Linked DNA regions of Mus musculus: region 2 is linked to region 1. The links are chromatin loops, found by intact Hi-C in ENCODE. Cell type or tissue: heart. All regions are shown on one strand. Each heading gives the region's core, and the rest is flanking DNA. Links, peaks and the distances in the headings are about the cores only. Region 1 holds the start of Gm35008 (a long non-coding RNA gene). Region 2 has its middle 31 kb from the start of Gdf6.

Region 1 (8,339 bases), core at 63-8,062:
TTTGAGAAGACAGAACCATTCAATCCATAGAACTAACAGTGAATGTAACTATATGCACTTGAGGCCGTTCTGAACCTCAGTGTTTTCACTCACCAAATGTTTCAAGACACACGCCTGCTTATTAAATTACCATGCTGATTAAAGCACCCACAGCAGGAGCTCAATAAAGCTTGGATTTCTCTAGTTCTCCTTTTAGAGATTTAGTAGACCACTTTTATTTCTACCACTCTTGTTATCCTTTGCTATCTTTCTTCTTCTTCTTAATGTATTTGTTTTTGAGAAATACTGCCTTGTTACCACAAAAGTAATTTCAAAAATGGCAGTGCCATTCACTGCACAGCTCAGAAGACAGGAGAAGATATTACTTAAGCTTGGCTTGGCTGTAATAGCTGGGAAGGTATCTTTCCTCTGGGTGGAAGAAAAGGTGGGCATACTAGGCTACCTTGGCATGATATCTCTTATTACAAGATTCTTTCTAATAAATCTTGTGTCTATTGCTTGTTCTCTCTCTCTCTCTCTCTCTCTCTCTCTCTCTCTCTCTCTCTCTGTCTTTGTTTCTTCCTTTCTTTTTCTCTTTCTCATAGTTTGGAAGACTTCATTATTGGGTCATCTTTTAAATATTTTTACATCTCTTAAAAACACTTCCACTATTCTCATGTAGAGATAAAAGAATACCTGTAATCTTCTGTGGCCACAGAGGCAAACGAAGAACAAGATATAAAATCTCGGCCCTGCAACAAAAGGATGTTTCAGCAGCTAGAACGCTGTAACAGAAGAAAGTTGCTGTCTGGAAGCCAGGAGCTCGGCACACCTTAGAGGGGAGGGAGGGAAAGAAGTGCACATGTGGTCATCTCAGCAGAGCAGCTACACAGGAAGCTCCCTGAAGTGGGCAACTAGATTAAATGGCAGATGACAAAACTGAAGTGGTTGGGGCTCTGTGAATATTGTGAAGCATCTCTTACTCCTGGCCTGCACAGCAGCTCAGGCAGGATGGACTTGCAGGCTCTGTTTCAGAATTAAAACAAAGAACCTGATGGTAGATTGGTTGCCATCAGTGTGGATGATCCCTTCACAGTTTGATGGAGTCTTCATCAGTATTCTTTATGGCTTTGAGTTAGAGTTCTTCAAGCCACTTGTCTTGTCCTTTTTTCTTCTTCTTTTATCATTGGGCCAGTTCCCTCCTCTCTCTGGTTTTCATCTACATGAAAAGGTTCTGACCCTTGACGGCTCTTGACTCCGGGGCAGTGCATATGTCCTGACTTTCATTAGTCTGCTTGGTGTCTGAATATTCTGCCTTGATCTTAATTTGTATTTGAACTCAATGCCCAACTACATGAAAATTCACCATGATAGTTACATGATTAAGCTGGATTTATGCATACTTAAATCCTCATTTTTGATATTCTAGATTTGTGTTAATCTTTGCCCCTTCTTAGAATTGGGAACAAAACACCCATGGAAGGAGTTACAGAGACACAGTTTGGAGCTGAGACAAAAGAATGGACCATCTAGAGGCTGCCATATCCGGGGATCCATCATAATCAGCCTCCAGATGCTGACACCATTGCACACACTAGCAAGATTTTGCTGAAAGGACCCAGATATAGCTGTCTCTTGTGAGACTATGCCGAGATCTAGAAAACACAGAAGTGGATGCTCACAGTCAGCTATTGGATGGATCACAGGGCCTCCAATGAAGGAGCTAGAGAAAGTAACCAAGGAGCTAAAGGGATCTGCAACCCTATAGGTGGAACAACAATATGAACTACCCAGTACCTCCCAGAGCTCGTGTCTCTAGCTGCATATGTATCAGAAGATGGCCTAGTCGGACATCAGTGGAAAGAGAGGCCCATTGGTTGTGCAAACTTTATCTGCTTCAGTACAGGGGAACTCCAGGGCGAAGAAGTGGGAGTGGGTGGGTGGGTGGGGGAGCGTGTGGGGTACTTTTGGGATAACATTGGAAATGTAAATGAAATAAATACCTAATTAAAAAAAAGAAAGAAAAAAATTAAATGAGAAGACTGTAGTACCCACATAATGAGGTGATGGCTCACATAGATGTGACAGTCAGGGCTTGTTGAAGAGTCTACTTCAGCCTATGCTGATTGCAAATTCCTATTTGTTGATGTTCTCGCCAACAAATCCTAGTGCAAACGGGATCTTGGTCGGGCTTCCTTTGCTCGGTCACATGGATATGCCTCAACTGATTTAGTTATAAACACATTGCCACATGCTGTATTATATTTGCAATTTAAGCCTGGAAAGATACTTCTCTCTTAGATTTGGAATATAATGAAAGTTGAACCTCAGAATTCAGAAAATCTTTCCAAAAAAAAAAATGACTAACTTAGCACTGAGATATCATTAATATTCAAAACAGCAAAATCACACACTTCACATCCACACAGAAACAAGGCAAGCACATGAAGCATGGGGCCCTGAGATTCGATCCATCTGTGAGGTGTAAGCCTTTGGAATGAGTGTGTGATGAAATTCATGAATTTTCAAGTTTAGAAGTCAGTCCAGCAAAATGAGATCATTTGTCAGTGTTGCAAAACTACCACTCACTACTATGTTCAGCGTTATTATTCTGTCTCAGGACAGCCAACTTAAAGAGAACCAGATATCGTACGGGTTCAGACAAGAGGGCTGTGGAAATGTTTTTGATGAAACAGGCACAGTGCATTCTTGCTAGGCATTGGCTATTTCCTGAAGATGTCCATCAATTTAACATTCACTAGACTATTTGAAAAAGACTTGAACCAAACCTAACTTCACATCAGTGTTCAGCTAGAACCAAACCCAAATTTTAATGTTCTAGTAAACCATGAACTGAACCAACTTTTCAAGAGGAAAAGGAAACTATTTGAACTATATGATTTGAAGCCAAACTATATGTTATATGTAACTATTGACTGAAACAAAACAAGATCAAAATATGCTCTGAACTGAATTTAAAATAAACAAATAATTTTTTTTCTTTCAAATTGAGTCCCTGGCTATAAATAAGACTTACTTTAGTTCCTATGATACTTAATTATGTGTGTAGCTTATCTCATATTTTCTCAGCATCTATTCTTATTCAAAAAGTAATAATATCCACAAATCTCAGTATGGGTACTATGAGGAGTCAATTGAATAACCAAATATTGATTGCCATTAATTCTCATCATTGCCAGTTCTATATTATATCCAGCACACAAAGGGTCAATTTCAATGCTCCAAATATGTTCACCAGCCACCAGAGGGCAGCAAAAAGGTAGGAACCCTTTCTGTCACACAGGGCAACTCGCCCTATTTTAAGGACAAACGGATATTTACTTTATTTTTGAAATGTACATAAAGTAAATATCTAATAATTTTTTTTAAAAAAAGGACAAACAGGAGGGTTTACTATATGCCAAACACACTCTAAGCCTCAGGATCATGTTAACATAGTTATTCCTCAAATATGTATATGTAGATTCTGTTATTATTTACATAGATTGTTTGTGTAGAGCAGATAAAGAAACTGAGGCAAAGAGAGGTAACAAGTTTTTGTCTATAGTCACACAACCATAAGGTGACAGGGGCAAAATCAGACACCACCCACCCTACCTTCCCACCCTCCCACCTGGGTAGGGTACCTTTGAAACTTGCTCTCTTAGCTTTCATTGCTTTTGGAGATCATGAATATGAGTGAGATTCAGACCTTGGCACTGTTCACGTAAACATGAATGACTGGAACCGAAGATAGCCTTGCAGAGCCTCACAATTCAGGGACCAGAGTAAAAAGAACCAAATCTGGGGCCAGAGGCATCTGATGCTGTCAACAGTAGTCTCCAGGGATAAGTCAAGGCAACAACATTAACCATGCAGACTAGGGGAAAGTTCAAAAATGGAGGAGGAGGGAGATGCAGAGACACAGGAAGAAAAATGTTCTGGACTGTTGGCCTTGACAAAAAATAGTTACTGTCATGGTGGCAGAGTCCAGCTGGCCCACTCTTCTAAAGTTGCAAGCATGTCTTCAAATTTAAGGAGCCAGTACTAGTAAAACCAAGAGGAGCTGATTCTACTCCACCTTGAAACAATTCCTTTTTATTGTTGTTTGTTTGCTCATTTTTTAAAGTGAATAGAAGAATCTGTATTTTTAATCACTACCCACTTTCACATTAACGTCCATACTAATTTTGCAGCATTTAACTTCCTACCTACACAGCAACCCACTCCACTGTCTCCCCTATGCTCAATCCTTCACTGAATCTAAGAACACCCAGGTTGCCAGTCTTCCCCTAAATGCCAAATCCTATAGCCACTTGGCCATCTTCTGAGGTATGTCTGCAGCATATCATATTCTTGGCCTTCACAGAGCTCCTGAAATTCCCTGGTAGAACATCCTCAGCTTGACCAATCCCCTGTCTCTCTGAGCTCCATATTTTAGTCTCCTTCTTAGCAACTCCCTTTTAGAGACAAGGTTTTTCTGTACCCTCCCTGTCCTGTAACTACTTCTGTAGATTAGGCTGTGCTCGAACTCACAGAAACTGCTTGCCTCTCCCTCTTGAGTGTTGGGATGAGAGGTGTGCACCATTATGCCCGGCAGCCCCTCCTTTTGTTAAATAAAGCATTCTCAATTGGCTCCTCTTCCTAGTGTGGATCCTCCCATTGGTCCTCCACAATGTTAGGAAGAAAATTTCCTAAATACTAACCTCAATGTTTCTTCCTTCCTTCAAGTCATTCCTAGGCTCCTGCTTCCCACATCATGGAAATTATTCAGCATGGCAGTCAATATTCCTTTTGGTATCTTGTCTATAATTCATACACATATGCCTCTAGTCTGTACTTGTAACTAAAAGCCATTTAAATTTCCAAAGCTGGCTTTCTGCATTTTTTTTCCTTTGTATCTTTCCAAACAGTTTAGTCTTCTCCTACAAAGACTCCCCTGAAGTCATTGTCTGTAGACAGAGATGCTGCTGGCTTCCCCAGAGAGCATCAAGATATTTGAGCCATGGGAGATTCACAGCCATACGTCTCCTTTGTAGATGCTAACCTAACCTAGCTCATTTCTCCAGAAGCTGACACAGAGATACTTAACATATATCTTTTGAGTAAGTGAATTTCTTTAAGAGTTGAGAAAACAGCCCATAGGGGAGAGCACGATGCCACAATTAGTATATCCCTGCATCCCAACTGGCACATGGATTGATGTTGAATCTATATCAACAGTTATTACATGTCTGAAGGACAGTGGTGATTCTGGAATCCATAAATTATAAGTCAGATGGGAGTTATCCTATCGGCTTTATTTCGTTATCAATGAGAAGGCAGCAAGAATGTTAATGAGAACCAGGAGAGCCCAGCCCAGCCCCAGGAGCAGCCTGTGTAACTGGCTTTCCTCTGTCTTGGACCACTCAGCAGAACAAGCCTTGACAGTTTAACATGGAGCAGAAACTATGCTTTCTGTGGAGGTAACGCAGCTTCTCACATATCTGACAAGGATCACCTGGTTCTGACTGTTCTGTTTGTTTCTTCGTTCACTGCTTCTCTTGCTAAAATGAGTAGACTCTGTCTACTCTCTCTCATCTGCTAATTTCGTCATAATTTAATAGTCTGAAAAAATGTACATAGGTCACGTCCCCACTCGTTTGCCTAAAACTTCAGAGAAATACAGTATTGTGTTAGGATTGTTCTGGGCAAAGACCAAAAGCAATCACAGGCAACGCCTATGGGGCATCCACTCACCTGCTGCTGTAGTTTAGATATGAAATGTCTCCCACAGGTTCAACTGTTTAGGCTCTTGGTTCCTGGATGATAGCAGTGCTTTCTGGGACAATGGAATCTTTGGATCACTAGAGATGATCCCTGAAGGCTGTACCCACTTCTACCTGCAGTCATTTCCCTGCCTCTGGGTACGGCTGCCATGTGAGAAGCCACCCCACCCTCAGACCAGCTGCTCCCACCACCTTGTGTTCCCATCCTGATGAGTTGAACCATGTAAACCCAAAGAAACCTTTCCTTCCCTAAGTTCTCTCTGTTGGGCATTTTGTCACAACAATGAGAAAAGCAACAACAGCTATGCTAAGTACCTTTAAACTTCTTGCTATGATTGTGATGCTGTGGAAAATACCTAAGTCCAGTTTCTTCTTTGCCTACTCTTTAACCATTACAATAGCTTCAGATTTGGGAGTAAAATAGGATGAGGTGGAACAGAGAAAGATTTTATTTTATTACTCCATGTCAACAATGCAAGGCAGTCCTTCTTTCCCAGGAGGTGGACTTACCTGTGGTTCCCACTGCAGCATGTGTTTGCATGCATGGACAGACTCTTCATCCAACATTCTGAGTTTGAATACTGGTGGTTTCAAATCCTTAGTTGACAGGGTTTTCAGTCAACTTATTTTACCCTTCATTCTTGAACACTCTCAATTACAATATGGGGACAACGACTCCTTTCTCAGAGAGTTCCTCTAGTGTGAAAGTGTCTGTAAAGTGCTTGGCACTGAGCTTGAATCAGCACTTTGGAAAAGTGAGCTCTTATGATTTAAGTCCTCTGAAATTTGACTGGCAGTTAAGGAGGTCCAACTCATCCTGGGCTCCGTGTGCTTTCACATCTATCCTGAAACCTTTAGAAACCCCAGGATGACTGCCATGGTGGTAATGGCAGGAACCCGTGGCAGCTGATGAGAAAGAGCACGTTTGTTCCTATCAAATCTCTGAAATCAAATCTCTCTTTACCAACACAAGGGGATTTCACTACTATTGTCATCACCAAGGCAATGTTGACTTGGACCAGAGAACCGGGTCATTCTTCATTTGTTTATTTATAAAGCCATCTATTAACAGAATTCAAACTTGCCCCTGTCATAATCAGATTTTACTATCAATTTGACACAACTTAGAGTCACCTGGGAAGAGGGAGGCTCAATTAAAGAATGCCCAGATTAGACTGACCTTTGGTGAGGTATTGTTTTTAATTGCTAATTGATTCAGAATGCTCTGGACCATTGTGGGTGGTGCCATTCCTAGGCAGACTGGCCTGGCTGAGCAAATCAGAAGGAGTAAGCTAGTAACTAGGGTTCCTCCATCCTCTATGCTTCCGTTCTGCCTCCAGGTTCCTGCTGTGGCTTCCCTTAATGGTGGACTACAACCTGCAAGATAAAACATATACTTTCGTCCTCAAGTTATTTTTTGTTCTGGTTTTTATCACAGCAATGGAAAGAAAAGTATCCCGCCCCTTATTTGGAGTGATGAGGTAACAAGGAGTTGACAGTCCAGGTCACAATGTCTAGAGTTCTATGTCTAACTGCATCTGGCATCTCATATATTAGAGCAGAGTGATAAAAGAAACCGCCAGAACATTGGGCCAACTTTCCATATACAAGACAAAACATATTTTGATTTTCAAAACTGAGTTCTCAGAACTGGCCACTAGAAGCTCTTCCTAGATTTTCTGCTCTAAAAAGAAATAAAGATGTTTCTGAAGCCACTCATAAGCATAATATCCTTTCTCCAGACATACAGTAGACATTTCTATAGAGACACAAGTAGAGACGAAGGAAATGTGTAGGTTAATAAAAGAGGCTTGGAAATCTTCCCAGCTTTCCAACTTCAAGTCTTTAAAGGTTGTCTTTCAAAGGAGATACTGGAGAACAACTTCAGGGCACTTTTATTAACACACATCACACTAATTGAAATAAAAAATATTTTCAACAACATGAACAATAATAACATGTCTTAGTCTTTGGATCATTCAATACTAGTATGACACACAGAGATTGAATATTAGCCAGAAAAACTAAAAAAAAAAAAATCTTGTGTGTGTGTGTGTGTGTGTGCGCGCGCGCGCGTATGGCACCTAGAAGTCATTGGTTCCAAGGCAACCCTAAAAAATCCAAAAATTTATAGAGTCCCAAATTACTTATCTGGAAAGGCATAGTGTTTGCATATAGCCTACCTACATCTTTCTACAAACTTTTATTCATTTATACATTATTTATGATAACTAATATAATGTAAGTAATCACAATTAGCTGTTATGTTTTGGTGTTTAGAAAGTAACAAGAAAAAGTGCACATTCATGTTCAGTATATAATTTCTAAAAACATTTTGCAAATACAGTAAGAGAAGTAAAGAATCTACAAACATACAAACATGAACTATGGCCCCACAAGACAGATTGAAACTCGTGCTGCTTCCTGTCAACTCTTTCACTTCTAGTACAGATACTCAGGGCCTTTCCCAAAATAAATCTAACTCCACCGGCATCTGGAGAAGTTTAGGAGGAACTAAGAGAGGCTGAAGCTGGTAAAGACTAGCTACTATGTCTCAGCACTGAAGGGAATACACAGAGCAGCAAGGACATG
Region 2 (8,339 bases), core at 151-8,150, 270 kb after region 1:
TCTCCTTTCACTGCCCTCCCAAAGAGTTCCTCATAGTCAAAATAATTGAGTACTCTCTTTCCCTCACCTTCTGCATCCAAATTGCCATTTAATGGATCTCTTAAGTGTCCCTGAACTCTGACCACTCTCTCCAGCCTGCATTTTGCCATGTGAGGGATCCAAACGTGCTCTTCCTCCTCTTCCTCCTCCCCCTCCTCCCCTCCCCCTCCCCCTCCTCCTCTTCCTTCTCCTCCCTCCTCCTCTTCCTCCTCCTCCCCCTCCTCGTCCTCTATCTTGTCCTCTTCCTCTTCTTATTCCTCCTCTCTCTGTGTCTCTCTGTGTCTCTCTGTGTCTCTTTCTCTGTCTCTGCTCTCCTGTCTCCTTCCTACTGTTCACCCTCCCACCACTAGCCTTTCCCAGCCATTCCCACGCTCACCTTCTGAATGGCGTCAGTTATGAACCATGGAAAAGAACCCACGAGCAGCAGCTTTGCTTGTCAGCCTGCAGTGGACCCAGCTTCGCTGCTCTTGCAGTCCTGTGGAAGCTCTGGCTCTGGTTGTCCCTCCCTGTGTGCGCTCATACTCTTCATTCTGTCTGGAGCAACACCCCCTCTCTCCCTTTCACCCCTTCTGCAACTGTGAACTTCTCGTTCTTTCTTCATGACTTTCCTCTTTAATTCTTTGACACTAAATGATCTTGTATTTTACTTTATATTTTGAGACGGAGTCCCATTGTGTGGCCCAGGCAGATTTGCCATGATCCTCCTCGTTTAGCCTCCTGATGCTGTGCCTCTGTCTAGCTTTGACAGCAGTGTTAGCCTTTCCAGAGGGATGATTCTCTCCATCTTGAAGCCAAATAACATCTTCTTGATGAGACCTTCTTACTACTTACCACTCTGATTTTAAATAGCTTGTGATGGGATTGGAGCAGTGGCTTTGCAGTTTAAAGCACACACTGTTCTTGCAGAAGACATGAGTTTAATCTCCACCACCTATGTTCTGGCAGATTTTAAATGCCTGTATGCCTGTAGTTTTAGCTACAGGGGGATACAATGGCTCTGGCCTCCAAGGGCACCTGCACTCGTATGTATCTCTCTCTCACACACAAACACACACAATTAAAAGTAAAATTGTATTTTTTAAATCTTTAATCTTCTTTTACAGTCCAGTCAGTATGCCCTTCCCATTATGCCCTCTGACAGTTCCTCATCCCATTACTCCTCCTCCTTCTCCTAGAGAATGTCCCTCCCCCTGACACCCCCACACACCCTACCAGACCTCCCCACTCCCTGGGGCTATTTTCTTTTAAATGCTTGAGGTTGTCATCACCCTCCAGACCACAAGCTCCTGGGCATGACCACCTGCCCTCCCTTCTTGCAACCACAAGTTAAATATTCCCCACTCTTCCACTGTTCGTGTCTCCTCTGTTCTGTCCTTCACTTCCTACGGCCCTCTCCGCTGTCCTGCCTGTCTCCTTTAGCTGAACCACAGCGGGCAGAACCCATAAACCCTCCATGCTTCTTTCTAGACAGTGTTCTTCCTGGAAACTCTGTTCCCAAGCCCAGTCCTCAGGCGTTGCTCCACTTCTTCAGTTACATCCATTCTAGTTCCTATGCCTGTGGGCAATATCATCCATCTAACAAGCATTAGCTAGTTATTTTGTGTCCTTAGGAAAACAATATCAAACATACTTGGCATCTTCTATCTTCTCCTTGTGGTCTCTCTTATGGGTTGTACATGGCCTCCCTCGTAACAAGCCATTTTCTTTTTTTTTTTCCATTTTTTATTAGGTATTTAGCTCATTTACATTTCCAATGCTATACCAAAAGTCCCCCATACCCACCCACCCCTACTCCCCTACCCACCCACTCCCCCTTTTTGGCCCTGGCGTTCCCCTGTACTGGGGCATATAAAGTTTGCGTGTCCAATGGGCCTCTCTTTCCAGTGATGGCCGACTAGGCCATCTTTTGATACATATGCAGCCATTTTCATGTAGGACACGTTGCGCTGTTCCCATGTCTTTTATTTTATTTTATTTTCTGTTTAGAGCTCACATAAGGTGATCAAGCTTCTTTTTTCACATTTTTATTAGATATTTTCTTTATATACATTTCAAATTTCAAATGCTAGCCCGAAAGTTCCCTATACCCTCTCCCTGCCCTGCTCCCCTACCCACCCACTGCTCCCATGTCTTTAATTGTTTAACAGCCACCCTTCTTAAGTCCATACATCTGCTTCTCTAGGCCTTTGTTCTTCACCACAAGCCACCGGTGAACTAATGCTGGCGTGGCTGCAGTTCTTCAATGAAATGAGGATCCTTGAGCAGGGAGCAGTTAATAGTTTTACCAGGGCAGGAGAGATGAACCAGGGACTTCCCTGGCCAATCAGTGCATCTGTCCTCCTCAAATATGATCTTGTTACTTGAATTCTCCTATATGAGGGCCCCGCACTCAAGTGCACTTCTGTTGTATGGTGTGCTTTCTGACCTCACTACTTTGCAGTAAGTTGTTACTGCTTTAGCTTTAGATTCAGATTGCTCCTCCTGGAGTTTACTCCCAAGACCTCCTGGCACAATTTTTTTGTCCCATCTGCTGTATATTGGAGATTTAAATTTTATCTATCTATCCATTTATTTATTATCGTCCCACCAAAATTTCTCCTCCCTCCTCTCCTTGAAGTCCCTCCCTACTGCCTCCCCTCTCCCATTCCTCCTCCATTTCCCTTCAGAAACGGGCAGGCCTCCCAGGGATGTCAATCAAATATGGCGTAACAGGTTACAATACAACTAGACCCATCCTCACATATCAAGGCAATCCAACAGGAGGGAAAGGGTTCCAAAAGCAGGCAAGAGTCAGAGAAACACCTGCTACCACTGTTAGGAATCTCACAAGAACACCAAGCTACACAACCATATTATACAGGGCAGAGGGCTAGGCCACACAGGCTCCCTGATTCCTGGTTCAGTCTCTGTGAACCCCTGTGAGTCCTGCTTAGGTTGACTCCATGGAACCATATTCTTGTGGTGTCCCCAATCCCTCTGGCTCCTACAATCTTTCCTCACCCTCTTCCTCAACACTCCTGAGCACTGCCTAATGTCTGGCTGTGGGTGTCTGCAACTGTTTCCATCAGCTGCTAGATAAGCCTCTCTGATGACAGTTAGGCTAGGCTCCTGTCTACAAGTATAGCAGAATATCATTAGTAATCATTTCATTGACTTTTTTTCTCTTTTCTTCCCACTGTGTCTGATTCTATTCTAGATCTCTGGCTCATCCAGCCCCGCTTCCTGGCCATCTGCCAGTGTCAGGCCTCGAATCCCTGTCATGCTTTTGATCTCAAGCTGGACCTGTCATTCATTGGCATTTCCTCAATTTCTGGACCACTTTTGCTCCAGCACATCTTGCAGGCAGAACAAATTGTATGTAGGTCAAAGTTTTGTGGCTGGGTTGGTGTCCCATTCCCTCCACTAGAAGCCTTGCCTGGTTACAAAAGATAGCTGCTTCAGGCTCTGTATCCCCATCACTAGGAGTCTTTGCTAGGGTTACCCTTGTAGAGTCCAGGGAGTTTCCATTGCACTAGTTTTTACCTCACTCCTGAAATGACTCACATTTCCAGTGGTCTCTCTCGGCATACACACACACACCACACACACACAACACACACACAACACACATACACAACACACACACACACACACACACACACACACACACCTGATCCCTAGCGTTGGAGATGTTTGGTGGTGTTGTTTTTAACCTGTCTCTTCCTCTATCCAGTCCTTCCCTGTAGAGAGCAACTGCACTTCCCAAGTTCAAAATTACTTCTCTCCTCACAATCAAACCCTACACTGAAATGTCTCTTCCTTAGGAATTTTTGCCAAGACTTTGAAGACTCAAAGGAACAAACACTCCTCCCCAAAGCAGAATATCAGCTCCTCGGCTTCCGCACTCTTTAGAAGAGATGCCAGGGAGGAGGAGATGGTGTTTCTGCGTTCCTCAGAATGCCCCTCACACTGAAACCTCTAAGCATCTTGTGGACAGAATTCACTTCACACCTCTGTATTTTCAAATTCCAGCATCTGCATGACTACAGGTAACTCTTCTTTTGAGAAAGAAGGCTCACAATTTCAGAGGTTCATGGTGTCAAGAGATCTCTGCAATCTGTGCCTCTGAAGGCAGTGACACATCCTAGTCTCTGTGTGTGGCTAAGAAAAAGGTTTTCTGTTCGAGTCAGGGACTGATAGAAAGGGACAGCAATCCCACAATCTCTTTTGAGCACATACCTCCCAAACCAACAGAACACCCACTAGGGTCCACCTTTTCAAGGTCTGTACCCAATCTCCCCGGTTTTTGGGACCAAGTCATTACATGTAGAGTGTTTATGGAGCTCATACAAACCATGGCAGGAGCTGAGAAGACATCACAGAGAGGTGAAAGTTCCTGGCTGCGTGAGCAGGATCCTGTTAGGGACTGTATTTTGACAATAGTATCAGAGTGCTAGGAACTTTCGAGTAATTAATGTACACGTAGTTAAAACTTCTTTCTACATCGTTTAATGGTTTTAGAGCTTGCCAAACCCAAAAATCAGTATTTTCTGTTTTCTCTCATAGTTTTTAGTTTCAACAACTGTTAGTCCTCAGAGTCAGCAGATTGGGAGTTGGGTGCCATTCTCAGCCTCTGGTAAGAACTCCTTCTCCCCACCGAACCTGCTCCCTCTTCTGGCCAACCCTGAGAGCGCGCGGAGGTACAGGCTCAAGTCTCCTCCTTGACAAGGAGCAACAGGGTAAGCAAGCAGATCCACCGGCTTTGGAAGACTAAGGCATGCACAGCCCCCCTTCAAGCCAATTATCACCTTTACTGTAATCTGCTTTGTGCGTTTCCTAGCCCGAGTGTACCCATCCTCTTCACTGTCACTGCGTGTGGGGAGCAGTCGCGCCCTCTCCCGCTGGACGCAGCCAATGCGGTGGCCGCCGTGATCCCTTCCCGCCCACCGGCTGTCAGCCCCAGGTCCAGAGCCCTGCCAAGCCGCGGTGGAAGGAGGCGACAGTTCGGGTCATTAGAAAGAGTTGCCAAAAAGCACTCCGAAAGTGCACTATTAATTTTGGCTGTCAAAACAGATACTGGAGGAGCGCTTTTAGATTGCACTCATTTTTTTTTTTTTCTCCTCCAGCAAATCCCAGGCTTTGCCGGTGATCAGCGATGGATCTGGGGATGCTTTTGAGACTACAATACATGGTGGTTAGAAGGCCATGGAAGTAGGGATCCGGTGGTCTGCTGTAGAGCCAGCTTGGCCTTTCTCATGGTGTAGCCACAGGACTTCTCTAACGTATTTACTTCTCTAACCAGGAATCTATAGCACAGTTAGTCAGAGGAAGGTGGGAGGAGCATGCGTGAAGGGCACTGAATGTGGTACATTAATAAACGGGTGGCTAGGGTCGTGGAGATGTCTGCTTCTCAAGCCTGCATTTTATTCACAGAACCCACCTTAAGAAAAGAAAAAGCCACGTGGTGTTGTTTGCTGATAACTCCAGTCCTTGGGGTTCCCTGGCCAGCTAGTCTACCTAATATGGGCATCCAGGGCAGTAGCAGACCCTGTCTAAAGGGGGAAGATGGATTCATCTGGTTGAGGAATGACATTTGAGGTTGACCTCTTTCAGACTTACTACTGACGATAGATAGATAGATAGATAGATAGATAGATAGATAGATAGATAGATAGATAGATAGAGAAAGAAAGAGACATAGATACATATGCAGATGCATACATAGATAACTAATTAATTAATTAATTGATAGATGGATGTATGGATGTATGTATGTATGGATAGATAGATAGATAGATAGATAGATAGATAGATAGATAGATAGATAGATAAAGTTGCTGGTAATATTGTGGATTCCCTGCTCTTGAGATTCAGTCTGTAGTTTTCTCCTGCTTCCTGGGTGCCTAGTGCCTTAACAACCCATCCTCCCCATCCCCCACCCCACAATGTTTTCTCTGAGGATCAGCTCCTTTGGGGAGCACTTGCTGGTAAGCAGTGGTTTATGGACTCAGTAACCATGGTCCTTGTATATGTCAAAGCACAGAGTAAAGAGAATTCTTGCATGATTGTTCTCCCCTGTGAGGCTGTAGTGTAGATGGCACATACATAAGTTAAATGGAATTTGGGGAAGCAAGGAACAGAGTATTTTTAAAAATTAAAACTTTCTTATAAATCTTTAAGAAAATGCATCTGTGTCAACACAATAAAAATAATATCCCAGCCTACTGGTTTTCATCTGCTAGCCCGGGGAAGGCCCAGGGCCTTAACCCTTTCACTGACAATGCTCTTTGGAAACACATGAGCAATGGACCCTCAGCTCTGCACAGGTGACAGGGACTGTCTCCTCTTCTTAGGTCATAATTCCCCAGTAATTCAAGAAAGTGGTATCTTAGAGATGCATTGCACAACAGTAATCACTATCCAAGACAATTCATCTTCATAACTGAGAAGAGTATATATTTGTCTGATTTGATTTACGGAAAATAAAAACCCCTCCCATGTTTCTGGCAGTTCTCTCTGTGTTCCCACTGGCGTGTCCCATACAGGCAGGAAAAAAGTCATGTCAACTGTCTTCTGACAAACTGTGGGGCCAGGCAATGGTCCAGGCCTATCATGCATCCCAGCCACTTGGGTGGCTGAGGCAGGGGGATTGGGAGTACAAGGCATGCTGGTCTATGGAGTAAATCATAACTGGTCTGGGCATCTTAGTGAGACCCTGACTTAAAACGAAAGAAAGAGGGAGGGCCCGCTGCTCACTTGCAAATGGATGCGGCCTTGGGTTCAAAATCATGGAGCCTGGCTATACATGCTACTCTTGTTGGCTCTCAGATGGTCAGCACTCCACGCATGCACTTACGTTTTTTCTTTTTCTTCATGGTCATAGAACCTCCATTTATTTCTCTGTAGCCAGTGAACACTGCCCACTTCACTCTGTAGCCCAAGACTAAAGACAACCAGTGAGACAGAAGTGTGTATGATGAGCTTTCCAGAACGGCTCCTTGAAGGCAGCTAGTCCTCCCTGGCTGCTGGTGTGTGCTGTTCTTGCCTTTCATCTTCCTCTTTCTTAAATACTTCATTGCCTATGAGATGACCAGAACTCTATTTTGGACTATGTTGCAAACTTGAGTATTGAACCTTGTCATTTAAACAATGTAAAAGATACTTAGTTTAAAAAAAAAGATACTTTGTTGACTAAGAAATCACCATAGCAACTGTGAAAGGGCAAACTCTATGCTGTGCTCTCTATTTTTATGAGAGGAGTAGAGGATTTTGTTTAACTTGCTGTTGTCTGCAGGGTTTCAGTTTGAAACAGAAGAACTTGATCCTATTATCCATACTTTTTGTTTTTCTGTTTTGGTCCTGTACCGGCTAGTTTTGTGTCAACTTGACACAGCTGGAGTTATCACAGAAAAAGGAGCTTCAGTTGAGGAAATGCCTCCAGGAGATCCAACTGTAAGGCATTTTCTCAATTAGTGATCAAGGAGGAAAGGCCCTTTGTGGGTGGGACCATCTCTGGGCTGGTAGTCTTGGTTCTATAAGAGAGCAGGGGAAGCAAGCCAGTAAAGAATATCCCTCCATGGCCTCTGCATCAGCTCCTGCTTCCTGACCTGCTTGAGTTCCAGTCCTGACTTCCTTGGTGATGAACAGCAATGTAGAAATGTAAGCTGAATAAACCCTTTCCTCCCCATCTTGCTTCTTGGTCATGATGTTTGTGCAGTAATAGAAACCCTGACTAAGACAAATTGGTACCAGCATAGTGGGGTATTCCTGTGACAACCTGACCATGTTTTGGGGAGGACCGTGGAAGGACTTTGGAGCTTTGGGCTTGAAGATCCATTCCTTGTTAAGAGCTCTGTCAGATTTTGTATAGGAGCTTGGAAGATAATGTTGAGAACAGTGCAGAAGATGGAGGTCTGGCTTGTGAAATTTCAGAGGGAAAATTAAAGACTCTTTTCAGGGCCATTGCTGTTTTTGATTGTGAAGATTCTGTGGTTCTGGTTAGCTGGGGCTGAAGAATCAGCTGTGATTAACAAGATACCAGAACTACTAAAGCAAAAACTGCATTACTGGGACAATTGATGCTGGTTAGCTGGAGCTAAGAAATTAGCGGTGATTAAGAAGAGACCAGCATCGTTGAGGTGACATCTTCTGGGAAATGTTTTCTGAAAGCACAAAGAGGCTGTGTTCCAGAGATAGCCAAGGTTGTACTCTTGCTGCAGCAGGACTTGGTAATGTGTAAAGGTCACCCAGGTGGTACTGGTTTTGAAGGCATGAAGGGGTCACACAGAGCAGCTGAGGCTCAGCACTGTGAGAGGGCATGG

The links. Peaks named below come from ENCODE experiments on the same cell type or tissue, not always from the same donor. Only the 100,000 strongest peaks of a DNase experiment are listed, where the experiment ranks them.
Region 2: a loop joins it to region 1, with 2.4 times the contacts of the local background. A loop is called at or near these places in 6 of 42 quality-filtered maps.

Annotation. Positions count from the first base shown.
Region 1 is chr4:10,145,606-10,153,944 of GRCm38, reverse strand. It overlaps Gm35008 (a long non-coding RNA gene), which reads right to left and starts at 6,333. Exons shown (of 3, transcript XR_390388.2): 1 at 6,258-6,333; 2 at 676-811. In heart, for the core only: a CTCF peak has its summit at 3,235 (motif pointing right); a DNase peak (open chromatin) is centred at 3,814.
Region 2 is chr4:9,871,381-9,879,719 of GRCm38, reverse strand. No RefSeq gene overlaps it. Among named protein-coding and RNA genes, the nearest start is that of Gdf6, 31 kb to the right of the region's middle. In heart, for the core only: a CTCF peak has its summit at 4,708 (motif pointing left); a DNase peak (open chromatin) is centred at 4,839; H3K4me3 peaks cover 847 bases; H3K27ac peaks cover 236 bases.